2 separate regions of the Mus musculus genome follow, and region 1 is linked to region 2. Evidence: chromatin contacts called from ENCODE POLR2A ChIA-PET data. All regions are on one chromosome and are shown on one strand. The core of a region is the stretch at or near the end of the contact, and the rest is flanking DNA. Distances in the headings are between cores, read along the strand shown. Region 1 holds the start of Dbi (diazepam binding inhibitor). Region 2 holds the start of Tmem37 (transmembrane protein 37).

What was found. ChIA-PET counts read pairs that join two places held with the same protein, here RNA polymerase II (POLR2A).
Region 1: POLR2A ChIA-PET joins it to region 2 with 15 read pairs in Patski. The contact joins the promoter of Dbi here to the promoter of Tmem37 in region 2. POLR2A ChIA-PET finds 5 or more read pairs at or near these places in 3 of 5 experiments (Patski and embryonic stem cell).

The regions. Positions count from the first base shown.
Region 1 is chr1:120,116,966-120,122,896 of GRCm38, forward strand. It overlaps Dbi (diazepam binding inhibitor), which reads right to left and starts at 4,131. Exons shown (of 4, transcript NM_007830.4): 1 at 3,980-4,131; 2 at 2,930-3,047. The coding sequence starts at 3,988. It overlaps 3110009E18Rik (RIKEN cDNA 3110009E18 gene), which reads left to right and starts at 4,222. Exons shown (of 6, transcript NM_028439.2): 1 at 4,222-4,252.
Region 2 is chr1:120,071,022-120,077,128 of GRCm38, forward strand. It overlaps Tmem37 (transmembrane protein 37), which reads right to left and starts at 2,759. Exons shown (of 2, transcript NM_019432.2): 1 at 2,691-2,759. The coding sequence starts at 2,711. Gm41937 (a long non-coding RNA gene) reads right to left here. Exons shown (of 3, transcript XR_001779373.2): 3 at 5,065-5,245.

The DNA of each region.
Region 1 (5,931 bases), core at 2,881-5,380, 47 kb after region 2:
TTTTTATTACGGTTTTTAAGAACTCCTAGTGTCTCACACAGTGGGTTCTATTGTAAGAAACCCAGACGGGTTTATAGCAACCCAAATTTAAAATTGAGAGAAGACAGGATAAAAAAATATATGCCCTTAGGTTTTTATGAACTGTAAAGTTAAAGGTTTAAAACCCAGTGTTTTACTTTAAGAAACAAAAAACCCATTCTTCCTTGGAGCTGGGGATGAGGCTGAGTCGGCAGAAGCCTCCCTCGCATGTCCAGGGCCCTGGTGAGCTTCAGCATGTATCAACAGGGCATGGCATCACAGGCCTATCATCCCAGCACTTCAGGAAGTAGAGGCAGGAGGATCAGGAATTCAAGGTCATCATGGCTACACAGTGTTGCTTGAGGCCAGCCCAGGCTACATGAGGATTTATCTCAAAAAATCAAATATAATACAATAAAAGAAAAATAGGCAGGCATAGTGTTCACACACCCATGATGCCAGGGGCTGTGGGGCCGGGAGGAAGGAAAGTTCAAGGTTTTGCCTTACAGAGAGCTTAAAGCCAGAACGAGTGGCTTAGTGAGATTCTGTTTCAAAATTAGAAAAATATTAAGTAATACAAGGGCTGGGAATGTGGCTGAGTTGGCAGAGCGCTTGCCTATCATGCTCCCAACCCTGGGTCCTAGCACCAGCACCAGATAAACTGGGCATGGGAATTAATATCTGGAAGGTGGAAGCAGGAGGATCAGAAATTCAATGTTATTTTTGGCTATATAGTGAATCTGGGCCAGCCTCGGCTACATAAGACTCTGTCTTAAACAAAATAGGGGGTGGGGGAGTGCAAAGACTAAAAATCCTCAAAACCAAACCAAACTTCTACTTTAACCAAGATAAATAAACAAACACCCATTCGTGTGGTTCAGAATCCAAACATTCTGAAAAAATAAAATAATAAAATAAAATAAAATAAGGCCGGAGAGGCGGCTCAGCACGTAAGAGCACTGGATGCTCTTCCAGACGGCCTAGGTTCAATTTCCAGCACCCACATGGTAGCTCTCAATTGTAACTCCAGTTCCAGGGGATCTGATAACTCTCAAACAGATAGACATGCAGGCAATACACCAATTGAAATTAAAACATGAACATGAAATTAAAACAACAACAAATCTAAAGAGAGCTTTTAGGGTCTCTCCCCATCCCCCTTTCAGCTTGCTGGTTTCCCTTCGAGCTACATTGCTATTATCTGAGGGGGTGGGGGTGGGGGTGGGGCTCTGCCGTCCTTGCCTGTACTTGTCTTTATAATCTGGCCCTATTTCCACACATCGCTGGACTCCTTCTTGTTGTATCTGGAGGTTTTGTCTGAGGACCACGCTGCTTCCAGAGCACCTGCTTTTGGAAAGGCCTTTCACCATCCTTCCTTGGGGGACAATTTCATTGCTAGGAGCAGAAACTGCAGAGTGTGCAGCTTGGGGCACTGAGTCTGAGAAAAATAAGTTCCAGGAACCTCACTGGAAGACTGTGACTGCAAAGGAACCCTCAGAGCCTCAGAGGAAGACTCCCTGCCTCAGAGGAAGTTCTCCTTAGATGGAAGCGTATACTTGCCAACACGCCAAGTGTGCACACCACTGTGCAGGTGTGGAAGCCAGTGGACAACTTTTGGGAGTCAATTCTCTCCTTTCACCAAGTGGCTCCTTTAGATAGTCAGGCATGGCAGCGAGAACCTGCTAGCCATTTCGGTGATCCCTGCAACGTCTAATTCAGAAGCCGCTTGCCCCCTGTGGCCACTGAGCCCTTGAAACACAGCTTGCATAGCTACAGACTGGCCTTTTGGCATTACTTAGGTTTAGCTGTTTTCAGCTAAAACCCATATAACCACTTGTGGCTAGTCTTTGTTGTATTGAACCAGTACAGCAAAAAACAAACAAACAAACAAGCCGGTTCCCTGACCAGGCAAGGGTGGATTCCAAGCTAGTCTACTGATGCTTATATTCCAGCAAGTACCAATAGCGTGGCTAGAGGCCAGGCTCTGGGAAAATACTATCTAGCAGAAAGCATCCACAGCTCTCTGTTCCCTTCCCACTGGCTTCTCCTTCCTGGATGTTTATAAGCCCTCAAATCTCTGACCTGCTTGGCTAGCCACTCCAGCTCCAGTGGAATTGGAGGCCATGCTTGGTGGGTGACTGAGGCATACATTTTCTTCTATGCTGTCATGAGTCCTTGCTGGAACACACTGTGTTGCTATCTCAGGCTATAGCCACTGCTCAAGGCACAGAAAAGACAGTATCATAGACTAAGGTAACCCACAGCATAGTTTCAAAAGCTATACCAAGGGGCTGGAGAGACAGGCCAGCCAGTAAAGTACGAGGGTGTGAGTTTGACTCCCGGAACCCATGTGGGAGGGAAACAAATATAAGGCCACGCAGCAGCCTGTGCTTATAACAGTGCTGGAGAGGCAGAGACAGGCTGGCCCATCAACCTACAATACTTGGCAAAAAAGAAAAATCTGCCCAAGATTTTTGGATAGGGAGAAAAGTCACCTGGATAGGGCAGACTTGGGCCAGCAGCACTTCTGCCTTGCCCCAGGGTACCAGATATGATGTATCTGCTCATCTATTCGGCTTGGGAAAGAGGCCAAGCACTCCATGACCCTGTTCATCTGATGGAAACGGGAGGCTCGAGAAAGCGACTGCTGAGCAACAAGGCTGGAGCCTTTGCTGCCTTCAGAGTAGATGCTGAGATAATCAGTAAAGTCCTTGTAAACCCACACTGACTCTGCTCCCAGAGTCACTAAGAGTTTAGGGAGATGGTCTTTGCAGGTGACAATCTCTCAGCTTAAGGTCTCCATACCAATGTTCTGTCATCACAGCCTGCCTCTGGCAGTCGGAAGGCGAAGTTCTCAGACTCCCGGGCTGCCGAGCCAACTTGGCCCGCTCTGATGAGAAGCTGGGCATACCTGTATTTACATCGCCCACAGTAGCTTGTTTGAAGTGACTGTAGATGAACAGCATCTCTTCATCAGTTGGCTGAGTCTTGAGGCGCTTCACCTCCTCAGCGGCTTTGTCAAATTCAGCCTAAGAGTGAGGGAGAGGGAGAGGAACGAGATGTAGGTTGCCTGAGTGGGAGAGGCCCAGGGATGCCTCCCATATTCCCTCTTCTTGCCAGGATTCCCTAAGGCCCACCTGTCCACTCAAGCAGTTACAGCACTGTGTCAAGTGCTGGGAATAGTTTTGGCTCACAGTGGAAGTGCACGCCCTTGAAAATTTTCTTGCCCAACTAACTGCCTGGGCCACCACTGGCCCAGATCCAACAATTGCTGGGGTTCCAGTAAAGCCCGACCTATGATCAGCGGAGATTGACTGGGCAGTAAGGGGAAACGTGGTGTGATCAAAACAGTCGATCAGAGTTCAGGAGAGGAATGCGGTGGAATCCAGTGTCTGGAGCCAGCTGGTCCCTTCCTACAGGGGCCTGGAGTTCAGCGTTGACCTCTGTCCCAGTGCCCAGATTAGGGAGAGGCAAGTGGGAGGAGTCAGAGATCGCCCTACAGGGCTCAGTCCTCGGTAGTGGTCTCCACTGGAGGGAAGGAAAAGGCTTCTGGACCACCTCACCTACTCACATCTCTTCTGTACAGGGGCAGGCCAGGCACAAGACTAAATACCTTCCCCGACCTCCAGGCTCTTCAGCCAGGGCCTGTATGAGTGCCCCTCTATTCCATTCGGTTCTTCCCAGTGTGGGATTCAATCTTCCCTGTCCTTCCTTCCCTCTTACGCCCCATCTTTCTTTCGAGGACCCTGTTCCTGCTTCACCCAGGAGTTCAGCCCACCGGCAACTCTCTGGCAGTTCCGGCGTGGGTGGCAGTTTTACATATCTGCAAGGGAAAAAGTTCCGCTCCCCAGGCTATGAGCTGGGCTCGGATCCCAGAAGAGCTGCGGGATATCTGAGGAAATAGACCCGGCTGTCCCCAAACCCACAGCATCTTCGCAGCCCGGCGGGGCACACGCAGTACCTGAGACATACTGGTGAGGTGATACGGATGCCGAAAGCGCGGGAGCAAGCTCAGAAGCAGCAGCAATCAAGTCACAGAGCGCACCAGCTAGCGCCTTTAAAAGCACAACCCCGGCGTTCCAACTGAGCTCGGGCGAGCGGCAGCAGCCAATCAGAAGTCGGATCTGCTTTCGGGGGCGTGTCCATCCTAGCGGAGCGCTCCAACCCTTCCCGGACCCAAGAGGGAGTTTATTGCGCACGCGCGGGGAGGAGCCGCGGGGCACGTTGGGAGCAGGTGGGACGCGTTTCGTTTTTTTTTTTTTTTCCGTGGGGGAAGGGACGGACGGGACATTCTCCGTCAGGGCAGTTGGGCAGGAGCTAGCAGGCACTGAGAACGCGTGAAATGGGGTGCTGCGGGAGGAGAGCAGAAATCAGTATGATTCTTTCCCTTTAACTCTCATGCGGATTGGAAAGAGGCCGGAAGTTGCATCGCTGGTTGAGTAAATTATCCGACTAGAAAATGGGATGCCCCGACCCCTTTCGGAAAATCCAGGGAAGAATCCCCGGTGCACAGCGCAATGGTGGCCCGCTGGACCAAGTCCATATCTAGGCCTTTTCTTCTGAACTTCTGGCATATTCTTTGACATTGCCCATACTTGTCGGTCCTGCACCCCTAACGCAGTCTTGTGTTCCATCAGTGCTTTATAAAGGCGGAGACAATGTGATATAACAAACTTGCACAAGAAGAGGTGCCCATCGAGCCTTGGTTAAGTGAATAACTTTTCAAATGGTTTTTAAACACGTGACCTGATGCTTGCCGACTCCTAGACCTTGGACACGCAGCAGAGGACAAACAGACGAATCTTTGCTACTTTGCAGCGTCTTATAGTGGGTTCATAGTTGATTTAGTTTAAAAAGTAAAGAGTTGGAAGTTATAACTGATGTGTGTGGAGAGGGGTTGGGGAGAAGATGCTGTTTGAGCGAGTCCTGCAAGTCGGAAGGAGCATTCTAGCAGAAGCAGGAGTAAGCAGGAGTTACTGTGGACACTGAGGTCTTTGAATTCTTAGTCTCATTAGTGAAATAATTTAAAACTGATTCGGAAGGAAGCTTGAGGACAATTATATTAAAAGTTTGAGGTAAAAAACCCACAGGACAGACAAGCTGAAAATGTTGACATCCACTGGGGAGAGGAGACTGGGGAAAAGTTTTGCCTTTTTTTTTTTTTTTTTTTTTTTTGGTTTTTCAAGACAGGGGTTCTCTGTATAGCTCTGGCTGGTCTCGAACTCAGAAATCCGCCTGCCTCTGCCTAAGTTATGCCTTTTAAGCTAGACACGGAGGTCAGAGAAATTGAGAAAACCCAGAGTGTTAGGGAGAACATGCTTAGGAGTGCACAGCAGGTTCAGAGGGTTGAGTTTAGACGGCATTCAAATCCAAGAATATGTGTCCCGGGACAAAAGACTACAGCGGGGCAATGAGGAAGTACAACTAAGTAAAACACGACAGAGCTGCAGAAGTAAGAACGAAGTAAGCTGAATAGGTGATGGCAGAGGTTGTTCATTTTGGGCATGCAGGCAGTCATTCTGATGGAGTCATGGGGTGGGGAGGGGACTTTTCAACAGAGGTGATGGTGCTATAGGGGCCTTGGCTCCATGGGAGAAGGAGGAAGGGCGACAGCACAAGTGGGCGGGAGGATTTAGAGGGCTGAAAGAACTTTCTGGCAATGGATACAAAGGTGAAAGAGAGGGGTGATAGAAAATTCTCTGGAGGTCATTACAAAAGGGAGATAGTCTCTTCTCACTTCCTAATGTGTGGCCAGAGGCCTGGGCCACAGTTTGCCACCCTGTCTACCTGCCCCCTCATCACAGCTGTAGTGGTTTGCAAAGGCAGGGCTAGGGCTGCTGCTCGGTGCTGGAGAGAGTCTGTCTGCCTAGTATATGTGAGATCCTGGGTTCCATTCCCAGCCCCGCAAAAGTA
Region 2 (6,107 bases), core at 1,509-4,008:
CTGAGTTCAAGGCCAGCCTAGTCTACAAAGTGACAGCCAGGACTATACAGAGAAACCCCGTTTTGAAAAAACAAACAAACAAACAAACAAAACCCAAAACAAACAAACAAAACCAAGGTAGACAGAGGCTGAGGCGGAAGGGCACTTCAGGTTATTCCATGCTCCTGGCCCCCACATATGAAATGTGTGGCCCACAGCTGGCTCTCAATTCTTCAGAGTGGTCCATCTCACCAGCAATCTTCATCTTGAACCTGTGTGCCTCACCCCATACCACTGTCATATCTACCGAGCGTCCATTGACTCTGGAATGCTCTCCTGGAGGCAGGGTGGCACAGCTGAGTGGCAGGTGCTGAGAGGGGGGGGCAGAAAAGGGCAAGCGGGCAGCCAGTCCTGCCCAACAGCCTCATCTCTCTGTGCCTTAAGACAGTCCCTTCAAACAGGGCCTTGACTCCCAATGCTAACACTTCTCATCCCCTTTGAACCTGTGTGACCCTGATGGTTCCCACTGACCTGTTGCTTTGACTCTGCCAGGCTTATGAGGCTAACCCCAATGCCATGTCGGATGGGCCTCTGCTTCCCAAGACCAATAACACCCCAACGATGTATAATCATTTTTCACATTCCTGTATCCACTGCTCTTTAATGAGCTCTCTGCCAAGCCTGTGTCAGGCCGCCATCCCAGAGCTGACTACCCCTAACACAGGAAATTTTCTTCGTCAGCCTGTGCCTAACTGTTTCTTTCAGCTCAACCACTGCTTGCATGCTCGAGGCCTGGTGCCCATTCTCGCTAAGTGCATAGACCCTTGCGTGCTAGGCAAGTGCTCCACCCTAGCCACACACACTTCTTAAATGTTTTCTTCTGAGACAGTCTGATGAACACTCGCTCTAGCCCAGGTAGGCCTTGAACCTGCGATCTTCCTGCCCCAGTCTCTCAAGGAGCTAGAAAGGGGAGGCCTGCACTAACAGGTCTTGGGTTTTGCCTGTCATTTATTACCCGGTCTCCTCATCTCCACTGAAGGGTGATAATGGTACCTAACACCTTAGGGACCTTAGGTACTGTTATGGGATGAAGTCATTGTTCAAGTTCCCCTCAGAATAGGGACGAGTGCTCTCCCACCCTGCGCTGACAGATGGGTGTAGCTCATCTTCCTCACTTGCACAGGCAGCTGAGTCTGGGGCAAATATGCCTCCTGTCCTCCTTCCTCCTCTTCTGCTCCCTCCTCCCTCTCCTCTTGCTGCCTCTCCCTTGCTTTCTCTTCCCCCTCTCTCCTTCTCCCACCCCTTTACCTCTTACTGCCTCTTCCTCACCCTCTCTCCCTCCTCCTCCCCTCTCCCTCCTCCCCTCCCTCCTCCCTCTTCCCCTAAAGGGGCTCCTACCTATGGCGGGTTAGTTTAGCTCCTCCCACACCCACACTGGTTTCTGAGTATCTCCTTTAGGGGTGCCCCCACACCTTGGCTCATTCCTCCATTCCTCCTGTGCCTTCCCTTCCCTGGAGATGGTCTGGAATATACCCAGGAACAAAGAAAAACAAGTCACCGAATCAGAGTCCCTACCACACCCTAGCAACTGAGTTCTGGATAAAAGAGTTTGAGGGTGGCCTTGCAAGGTTTTTCTTTTCTTCTTGTTACCAAAAGTGTGAGTGAGGTTCGGAGTTGGGAAGACCTGAATTTGTGTACATCCTGTCACTTGGCTACCCACTGTGGCCAGGTTACTTTCGAGCCTCAGTTATCTCTCTGTAGAATGGGTAGAGCTGTAGAGGTGGCCTATTCTTATAATGCCAGCTACTGGAAGGCTAAGGAAGCAGGGTGAATTGAGCCCAGGAGTCTAAGAGCATCCTGAGCAACAAAGAACAGATCCTGTCTATCTCAAGCAGTGCTGATAATGATAAAAATAATGATTAATGGGCGGAACAGTACCTAAAATTATCAGGGCCTGAGCACCTGGAGGCAGAGTCAACTGACCTCTGTACTTCTCAGGGCAAGACCGGACAGTGGACAGCCTGGAGCACAGCCAGCCACCGGGATGCCTGGGTGAGCAGGAAGCTGGCCCGCGGGGTAGTGGACACTTCCGACCGCCTTTTGAAGCGGGCAGGAATGCAGAGATTCTCAGCCAACACAAACACTCAGCATTGCTCCAAAAGAAGCCAGATCTTAGGGGAAGCGGCCGCTCCTGTCCTGGGAACCGTTTACCTCGAGTGTCAGGTCCCCAGCGAATCCAGTCCCACCTCAGTTCCACCTAACTCCTCAAACGCGCTTCGGAGGAAGATGATATTTGCAGTCGCCCTCTCAGAAAGTTCTGGCTTCGCGAGCAACGTCCTCGTCCGTTACATAAACCAAGCCTGGCATTTTCTAAGTCTACCCTGACAGTCCGCAACTCTAGACCCCCAGTTTTTAAAGATTCTCAACGACCCCCGAGAAAAGCCTAACTGGTGACCCTGCAAAAAAGTTTGGTGGTCTCTGGTGCTCATCAGAGGCCGAGAAGACCGTGCAGAGCGAGCTGCATTGGGGTAGCAGGTACCCCCCCCCCCCGACCTCTCAGAGGAACCTTCCGGGGGAAGGGTGTCCCAGAAAGACCTGGGCACCTTGGGGAGTTGTCACCCTAACCCAAAGTTTCAGTCACTGAGAGTTCCCAGTCCTCCCCCATGATAGACTGTACCCCGGCTCTGCGCCCCGCGGGTCCCTCAGGTTACCTGCGCGCCGATGGCCGTCATGCTGCGCTCTGGTAGGCAGCGCTGTCGCCTGGCCTAGCTGTCGCACTCGTGCACTTGTGCTCGGCCACGGGGCTGGCCCTCTATCTGGGCGGGGCGCAAGCCGGGGGCGGGGGCTTCGCGGTCACTGGGCTGCTCGGGTTACGCTGACTCAGCAGCGCCCTGGGTCCCAGAGAAGGGGTGAGCGGTGACCCGGCTCGCGATCTTCCCCTGGATGCAGATTCCTCGAGGACTGGGAGATTTGGTTCCAGTCCAAGATTGAAGGGCCAAGAGTCGGGAAGGAGCACCTAGGTGCAAAGTGGAGGATCCCGCCAGGATTCTGGTTTCTACACCGGGTGTGTGACCTTGGACCGCTAGTTTAACACCGCAGAGCCTTGGTTAATAAGTGAGATACTATGTGATTGGCTGGCCTGTTACAAAGCTTTTGTGACATGTGAGTGGACCAGAACCTTCACTTGTCTTAGTTTACTCGTTAAGGAGGATGTGACGGCGTCCTTGACTCCTAGTCCCCTCGGGAACTATCAGCAAACACTAGGTCAAATGTGGTGGCAGATTCCTGTAAATCCAGCATTTGAAGGGCTGATGCAGAGGGATTGCCTTGAGTTAAAGGCCAGTCTGGGTTATTTGAGCAGCCTGGGATACAGGGTCAGACTCTGTAATCACGGAGAGAATGGAGGAGAGGGTTGGGAAGGAAGAGGAGGGGGAGGAAGAGAAAGGACAGGAGGGAGGAGGCGTGGAGGGGTGACTAAGAGCTTAGTGCAGCAAGCAGGAGGCCCTAGATTCTTTTCCCAGCCGCATAAGTAAAGGAGAGTGGGAGGGGGTATAGATGGGTATGCTAAAATACTCCCACCCCCAAAGGGTGGAAGGTGTGGTCTGAGGGCGAGGGTTTCAGCTAGCATTTCCTACTTCCTTCCTCCAGCCTGGGGAAGAAGGTGGGTGGGGTCCTACATAAAATAAAATAAAGTAAGATGCTGACTAAGGACTAGATTAGATGGAATAAATCATCTATCTTGTTCTGGCCAGCAGATTGCTCTCTTGTTTACCTATGGACATTGAAAAGAATACACTTATATCCTCTGGAAGGAGCCATGAGGGAAACCAGGAAGATGCGGCCTCACATGCATTCTCTGCTTCCCAGTTCATCTGATTCCACAGAAAGCTTTGCTCAGCCCCAGAGCCAGTCCTGGGGCAGACAGATAGGGTGTGGACACATGTCCCTGCCTCCTCTTGCTTTCCCACTCTGAGTGAAGGCTAGCTGAGATGCTGGCTGCTGCAAACACACATTGCTGGGCCCCTCCCTGGAACTTCTGACCAGTGGGACCAGGCTGAGACCTGCCGTGAGTGGCGTTAGGTACTGCTAGCTCTGGGTTAGAGCCTGAGCTAAGACTAAGGGCAGTCGGCCAGGTCCATCCAGCCACTTGGCTTTTCTCCATCCACCGGCCTCCTCTCCATGGCACTACCTGCTTTCTCCCCAGTCCAGGATTCTAGAAGCCAGGTGTTCATTTCTCCAGTGCAAGGAGCACCTAGCTCTCCCCCAGCCTGGGGGCCTGGCTGTCCTTTGAAGCAGTTCTAGAATACTCTCTGGAGGAACCTGGGTTGCTCTTTTTCACCAGATCTGAGCATGGCCCGTGCCTGCATTCCATCCCCAGGACTACATAAGTGAGGTGTGATGTTATAAACACCTGAGATCACAGCACTTGGGAGGTGGAGTTGGGAGGATCAGAAGTTTAGTCATTTTTGACTACATGATAAGTTTAAGGCTAGTCTGGGCCACATGAGACCTTGTCTCAAAAAGAGGGAAAAAAAATAGTTGTCCAGTTTCATAATCTGCTCCCATCTCGTGCCTTCTGAGAGTGTACATGTCTGTGGGTAGGGTGCCTTTTAGCTGTTTATACAACAGCTAAAGACCTTCTTGCTGACAAGGCGGTCTAAGAAGCAGAAATGAGGAAGTGTCTGTCCAGTTCCCAAAGGGAGTACAGAACAAACGCCTGGAGTCTGGGTGGGGCTTGTGCCAAGATCTGGCACCCTAGGCTTGAGGAACCCACAACACTCCCTCAGCACACACCCTCTTCCCAGTGCCACAACAGAGGCAGACATTATCCCGAGGCAGAAGCAGAGACATTACAAAGAGAGACCCTTGTGGTGGCACAGGCCTTTAAGGCTGGCACCCTCGAAGCAGAGACATGCTGATCACATAGGCTAGCCTGGGTTACTCAGTGAGGTCGTGTGCTTCTCTCCCTTTGGCTTTCAGACATGGATCCCAAGGAATTGGAATTTCCCCAGGAAGCCCGTGCTAGAGAAGGAAAGACTGGGCCTGGTACCATCGAGAGCAGAGATTTGTCTCCTAGAGACAATCTTTTTTAAAGATTTATTTATTATTATATCTAAGTACACTGTAGCTGTCTTCAGATGCACCAGAAGAGGGTATCGGATCTCATTACAGATGGTTGTGAGTGACCATGTGGTTGCTGGAATTTGAACTCAGGACCTTCGGAAGAGGAGTCGGTGCTCTTAACCACTGAGCCATCTCTCCAGCCCTGGGAAGAGATTTTTAAACAACCCTGGTAACTTGTTAGACCACCTTGTGGGAGAGACTGATGCTGAGACAAGGCTGGGTCAGTGATGGGCATGGCCACACCTTGGCCAGGACAGCTTGGCTATACACAGCTCTTGCCCTCTGTTTAAACCTGAACCTCGTGTCAGGACCCTGAGGCTAGAGTAGGGTGTTCCTCTTGTTTGGGGTATGGCCAGTGAATAACTCTCTGCTTTTCACTTCCCACTTGTCTGTTGAATCAGCCCTTTGAGGACCAGTGGCAGAGTCTGGCTTGTTAGGGTTGCCAGGGTCCAGGCTGTGACCTTCAAAACTCCAGTAACAACAGGAATGTCCTAGGAAGGAGTCCATGGTAGACAGGAACAGGCAGGGTAGAGCCTGGGTGTCAGAGCCAGGGGCAGCTTGGACAGGTAGGGTGAGCTCTGAAACAGCACACAGTCTCTCTGTTCCTTGACATGCTCTGTCTGCCTTTTCTCCAGATGGTCGGACAGGTGTGAGCCTCTGCCCCCTCCTCCCAGTTATAAACCTGCTCAGACTTAGAGAAAAAGGAATGCTCTTAAAAGAGACCCCCCCCCCATGTCCCACTACTCTCTGATAAGACCCAGGTACAGTGATTTAAAGTTCCCAGGTGAACTGCTGCAATCAAAACTCATTAACTTTGTTAGTCAGTCAACAATCACTCTCCCGCAGCTTGGGTTTTACAACACATTGCTTCTTCTTGCCCCCAAAATTCTTAAGACATCATATCTGAGCAAGGAGTGCAAGTCAGTGGGAGAGGGCTTGCCTGTCACGGACACACGTGTGTACAGGTCCCTGGGTTCGATTGCCAGCACCACACATAAGAAGAA